Regions from separate parts of the Homo sapiens genome. Here region 2 is linked to region 1. A link is an interaction called in ENCODE POLR2A ChIA-PET data of the cell type or tissue named here. Cell type or tissue: Caco-2. All regions are shown on one strand. Each heading gives the region's core, and the rest is flanking DNA. Links, peaks and the distances in the headings are about the cores only. Region 1 overlaps DUSP5-DT (DUSP5 divergent transcript). Region 2 has its middle 91 kb from the start of DUSP5-DT.

Region 1 (2,910 bases), core at 239-2,738:
TAAAAAACAAAAACAATAAACAAACACCCCAACTGAAGGTAGCACGTGAACAAATGAGAGTCTAAACCCGTCCAGCCGCTGTTGTAGCCAGCACATTATGCAAAATGGCAGTTCATCCCAAGGTTTACCTTCATCCTTAGCTCCAGCAGCCAGAACATCCACATAAGCCTTTTAACAAGGGAGGCAACACCAGGTGCAGTGGCTCATGCCTGTAATCCCAGCACTTTGGGAGGCTGAGGTGGGCGGATCACCTGAGGTCAGGAGTTCGAGATCAGCCTGGGCAACACGGTGAAACCAGGGCTCTACTAAAAACACAAAATTAGCCGGGCGTGGTGGCACATGCCTGTAATCCCAGCTACTCGGGAGACTGAGGCAGGAGAATCGCTTGAACCTGGGAGGCGGAGGATGCGGTGAGCCGAGATCGCGCCATTGCACCCCAGCCTGGGCAACAAGAGTAAATCTCTGTCTCACCAAAAAAAAAAAAAGAAGAGAGGCAACAACTTAATGGAGTTTAAAGATCTGGTTCAAAATGTATTATTGGAGAGTGAAAAAACTAAGGGAGACAAAATGTCTGACACTACTATTGTAGGAAAAAGAAAAAACTCACTTAAGTTGGGTGCTGTGGCTCACTTCCTGTAATGCCAACATTTTGGGAGGCCAAGGCAAGAGGATTGCTTGAGGCCAGGATTTTGAGACCAACCTGGTCAACACAGTGAGACCCCGTCTCAACAAAAATAAAAATAAAAATAATTAGCTAGGCATATTCCTGGCTACTTGGGAGGCTGAGTTGGGAGGATTGCTTGAGCCCAGGAATTCAAGGCTGCAGTAAGCTGTGATTGCTCTACTGCACTCCAGCCTAAGCAACAGAATGAGACCTTATCTCTAAAATAAATAAATATTAAAATTTTAAAAACCCACTTAACTACATGGGTATATGTGTTCATATCTTTTTATATGCTTCTATACATTTTACTGGTATAAAAATTCTGCTGGTATAAGTGTTATCAGCTAACAGCTTTTCCTTTGGGGGAGTGTGGTGAGCTCTACCTGTTTACCTTCTTTACTGCCTGACTGTCTGATATGAGCTTATCTTTCAAGAGAGGCAGTTATTGTAGTGGTTAAGAATGAGAGGAATACCAGAGTCAAACCATCTTGTTCTTTTTTATTGTTTGTTTGTTTGTTTCAGATAAGGTCTTGCTGTGTCACCCAGGCTGGAGTGCAGTGGTGTGATCATAGCTCACTATAGTCCCTATCTCCCAGGCTCGAGCCATCTTTCCACCTCACCCTTCAGAGCAGCTGGGACCACAGGCACATACCACCACAGCTGGCTAATTTTTTTTTGTTTCGTTTTGTTTTGTTTTTAAAGCAGAGATGAGCTGGGTGTGGTGGCTCACACCTGTAATCCCAGCACTTTGGGAGGCCGAGGCAGGTGGATCACGAGGTCAGGAGTTCAAGACCAGCCTGACCAACATGGAGAAACCCCGTCTCTACTAAAAATACAAAATTAGCTGGGCATGGTGGATACCTGTAATCCCAGCTACTCGGGAGGCTGAGGCAGGAGAATCGCTTGAACCCAGGAGGTGGAGGTTGCAGTGAGCTGAGATCACACCATTGCACTCCAGCCTGGGAAACAAGAGCGAAACTCCATCTCAAAAAAAAAAAAAAAAAAAAAAAAAGCAGAGAGAAGATTTCACTGCATGGCCAGGCTGGTCTCAAACTCCTGAGCTCAAGCAATCCTCCTGCCTCGGCCTCCTAAAGTGTTGGGATTACAGGCATGAGCCACCATGCTCAGCCTTGTTTGGCTTCAAATTCAGATATGTGTCTATGTGTTTCTGCATCAGATACTGAAGCTATGGCAGTTTATCTGCAGAAGCAGTTGACAATAACAATAAAACTAGACTTATAGTGTTGTTTGGAGGGTTAAATGAAGGGGTCCCTATACTTAGCACAATACTTGGCATTCAGGAAGCACTCAGAAAAGATAAACGATTATTATTATATAAGTAAAATATATATATATGTAAACATAGGCTTCTTACCAAAGGGCAGGGGTAACATGAGGTTGCACATGCATGATACATACAGCTATAAAAAGAATGTGAGAGGGGAAAAAAAGAAAAGAAGAAATGACTGCTTTTCATAGCCAGCTCTGAAAGCCCCTGTCCCACATAATTTTCCACTATTCTCTCAAGAAGGGCAATTAAATAAAACTCTTGCCAAGTACAGTGGCTCTCACCTGTAATTCCAGCTACTTGAGAGGCTGAGGTGGGATGACCACTTGAGGCCAGGAGTTCAAGACCGGCCTGGGCAACATAGGAGACCCTGTCTCTAAAAAGATGGGAAAAAAAATTAGCTGAACGTGGTGGTGTACACCTGTAGTCCCAGCTACTTGGGAGGCTGAGGCTGGAGGATCATTTGAGCCCAGGAGTTTGAGGCTTCAGTGAGCCATGATTATGCCACTGTATTCCAGCCTGGGTGACAGAGCAAGACTATGAGAAGCAAAAGGAAAAAGAGAAGAGGAGAGGAGAGAAGAAAAAGAAAAGAAACAAAGACAGGAAAAAGGAGAGAGAGAGAAAAAAAAAACTCTGGTGTGGGAGGAGGTAAAGTGCTTAAAGGCCCAGTATAGAGTCCACCCCGACACATGGCTTCAGCGAATCCATGACACCATGGATTCACTGGAGAAGTGACACAGGCTTATCTTCTCTCTTGACCCACCAGCTTCTGAGGTAGAAAGGAATTTGAGCTGTCCCAGCCATCCACCCATCCATTGAATATTTATTGAGTGCCTTTTGTGTGCCAGTCATTGTTCTAAGTCCAGAGATACAGCAGTGGACAGAGAAGACCAAAACAAAACATCAAACAAACAAAATCTCACCCTCAGAGAGCTACATCCTACTGGATGGAAGTAAA
Region 2 (2,910 bases), core at 199-2,698, 78 kb after region 1:
TTGGGGCTCAAGGAAACCAAAAACCCAGGTGATCTTATTTAGTTACAGTTGGATTCAGAGCTCAAACAACATCATCAGTATTTTCTTTCTCTCCAAATCTTCGTCTACCCGTTTTTATGAAGGCGGAGGTTTCAGGCTCTACAGAGTAGCAAAAGGCACAGCAGTTCTGGCACTCACGTCCTTACAATTTTTTGGTATAGCGGAAGGAGTGAGTCTTATTTCTCCAGAGCTCCTCAAACTTTGTCTTGGAATTGAGATGTATTGTCATTCTCTGGTCTAACTTGGGTCAGATTCCCATTCCCAAACCAATCAATGTGTCCAGGGGATGGAGTTAGTGGATTAACTTAGACCTAAATCTCCTTCACCTCTCTGGAGCTCCTGGTGGAGCTGGCTTTACCAATTGAGGTATGCTTACTAGACATAGGTGAATGGAAGCTGACCACAAAGCAAGATGTCCACAAGCCCCTGTTGAAATTTTTTCCCTTTTCTGAATTCCTGGTAGGCATCTCTGCTAGGCAGCAAACTCTTTGAGGGCAAAGACCCTGTACATGACCCTGAGCCCTTAATAGAGCACCTGGAAAATGGGCACCAAACATGTGCTTTTCAATGGACCTAAGTATTTATTCAGAACTCAATGCACCTAGCTCTGAGCTAGTGGCATCAGTTAAGATTCAACTGAGAAGAGAAACACTCTTGCTATTCTAAACAGGAGAGGGCTTGTGACAGGGTGTTGAATGGCTTGCAGAATCACTGGGAGAGCTGAAGAAACAGACTCGAGGTTGAGCTTTCAGAAGTGACTGCCTTAGGCACACTGCAGAACTGGGCCACGAAGAGGGCTGGTAAGGGGACTGTGGTGAGGAGCCAGTGTCATGTGTTGGCCATGGGGTTGGAGAGAAGTGCACAGATTGAGGAGGTAAAGTCAAGTGGCTTTGAGGGTGGATCGAGGCAGCAGAGTCTGTGGGTTAAGAGCCTGACTCTACCACTAACTTGCAAGGTGGGTAATATCTCTGGGATTCAATTTCCTTGTCTGTAAAATGGTGATAATAACTCCAATTACATCATAGGGTTATAAATTATGTTTCTAGCTTTCTGGAGACCAGATGCTACTCCTGGGCTAGGAAATGCAGGAGGAATGGGTGGGGTTTGTGTGGAAGAGGGTCCATTCCATTTGGGTTTCTTGACTTAATGGATCCTGGAAGGAATCTAACTGGGCGGCTCAGCAGACTATTGAATGTTAGGTCCCAGGCTCCAGAGAAAAATCTGTGCTGGAGTTTTCCATTTTATTGTGATTAATTCTGATTTACTCTTTTTAATTTGGGTGATGTAGCTCACAGCCTTCACATGGGACTTACAGGGAGGCTAGCGTTCAGTCCCCTTCATCCTAAGTATTTCTACTTTACCAAGTGGCAGCCTCTCTCCAGGAGCCAGGAGCTTCTACTTATCAGCCCTTTCGGTTATCAGATGCCGTGCTGAGCATGTACCTGGATTATCTCCTTTGGCCCCCAGGACACTCTAAGACAGCTACTATTACAGAAATGAGGAGAAATGAGGGAAGCATCAGGAAGTTGAGCAAGTTGCCCAGGGCCACAGAGTCAACAGCAGAGAGCAGCTCTGACCTCCAAGCCCGTGCTTACAGCTCATGTTGTAGCGCAGAACTTTCAGTGATAACAGAAACGTTCTATCTGCACTGTTCAGTGTGGCCACCACCAGACACAAGTGAACTAAGGAATGGAATTTGAAATTTTCTTCAACTTTAATTAATTTAAATTTAATAGCCACATATAGCTAGTGGCAACCATATTGAATAGCATTGACCTAGTCCTTCCGGAAGGCCAAAGAAAAACCCAAAACTTGCCCTCCGACCTTGTTGCAGTATCTTCTCATTTGAAACAGTTCACAGTAAGGGCTAGGGCTCATCTTGAGTGAAACACGGTCTCCCCACAGGCTCCTGAGCTCCTCACTAAGAGACGTTCTAGCCCTTGAGGGTTAACTAGATATTTCCTGCTTCCCACAGTGTTCGAAGGTACCAGATGGGGAAGTTGGATGGGTTGGGAGGTGTGAAGGCCTCCTGGTGGCTTCCGAGATGGAAAAAGGAAATGCCCTTCTGCGGCATCCTGGAATACCAGGCTCCAGCCTGGCATCTAAAGCAATGGCACTGTTGCCTGGGAGACGAGGAGCACTAAAGACCTCCCAGCGGGTGGCCAGCCTGCAGCAGGGACCACTCTTGGAGGACAGCAGCAGAAGCAAAGGGAGGAATGGAATGGGGCATCAGGGGCAGAAGACCCGGAGGTACTGGGGGTGGAAGGGGCCAGGATGGGGCCTGGTGCAGATGGGAAGACAGAGGGGGAGGGAAGAGAAGGCCTTGGCTCTCAGCAGCAGGGTGAGGGGAAAGCAGGAACTGTACAAACAGCAGAGTGGAGACTCAAGCAGGTTTGGGCAGAAGCAGTGCCTATGGATCCTTACCAATTTAGAAGTAAAAACTCTTAGTGTAAACCAACTGCTCTTGTGATGCAATTGTCAGCAACAGCTGAGTAAGTAATTAGAGGCCTGGGAAGAGGCTTGCTGCCATATAACCTCGGCACCCGCCTCCCTACTGTCACCTCTGTGGCTGCGCCAGTGCCATACTTACTCTTCTTCCCCCAGCAGGACTATGTTCTAATTATATCTAGCCAGGCTCACCAAGAGTGTTTCCCATGGAATTTCATTTCCGGGCCTGTTGAATGCCAAATTAACTTTTAATCATCCTGGAGGTATTGAGTTTAATTAACCAGATTGAAAGTGACAAGCAGAACAGGATTTAGAAGGTAACTTTTTGGGGTGCTTCTTGGGAATGCAGAACAATTTATTTCCAGGAAGTTGGGCGGTTGAGGGGCATGTCTGTGCTCTCCAGCCACAGTGTCTGCATATTTG

The links. Peaks named below come from ENCODE experiments on the same cell type or tissue, not always from the same donor. Only the 100,000 strongest peaks of a DNase experiment are listed, where the experiment ranks them.
Region 2: POLR2A ChIA-PET joins it to region 1 with 13 read pairs; 20 of 35 experiments call an interaction of 5 or more read pairs at or near these places.

The regions. Positions count from the first base shown.
Region 1 is chr10:110,482,090-110,484,999 of GRCh38, reverse strand. The region is part of intron 1 of DUSP5-DT (DUSP5 divergent transcript); the gene reads left to right. Among named protein-coding and RNA genes, the nearest start is that of DUSP5-DT, 13 kb to the left of the region's middle. In Caco-2, for the core only: no CTCF peak of the experiment used is centred there; a DNase peak (open chromatin) is centred at 1,239.
Region 2 is chr10:110,404,227-110,407,136 of GRCh38, reverse strand. No RefSeq gene overlaps it. Among named protein-coding and RNA genes, the nearest start is that of DUSP5-DT, 91 kb to the left of the region's middle. In Caco-2, for the core only: no CTCF peak of the experiment used is centred there; a DNase peak (open chromatin) is centred at 1,535.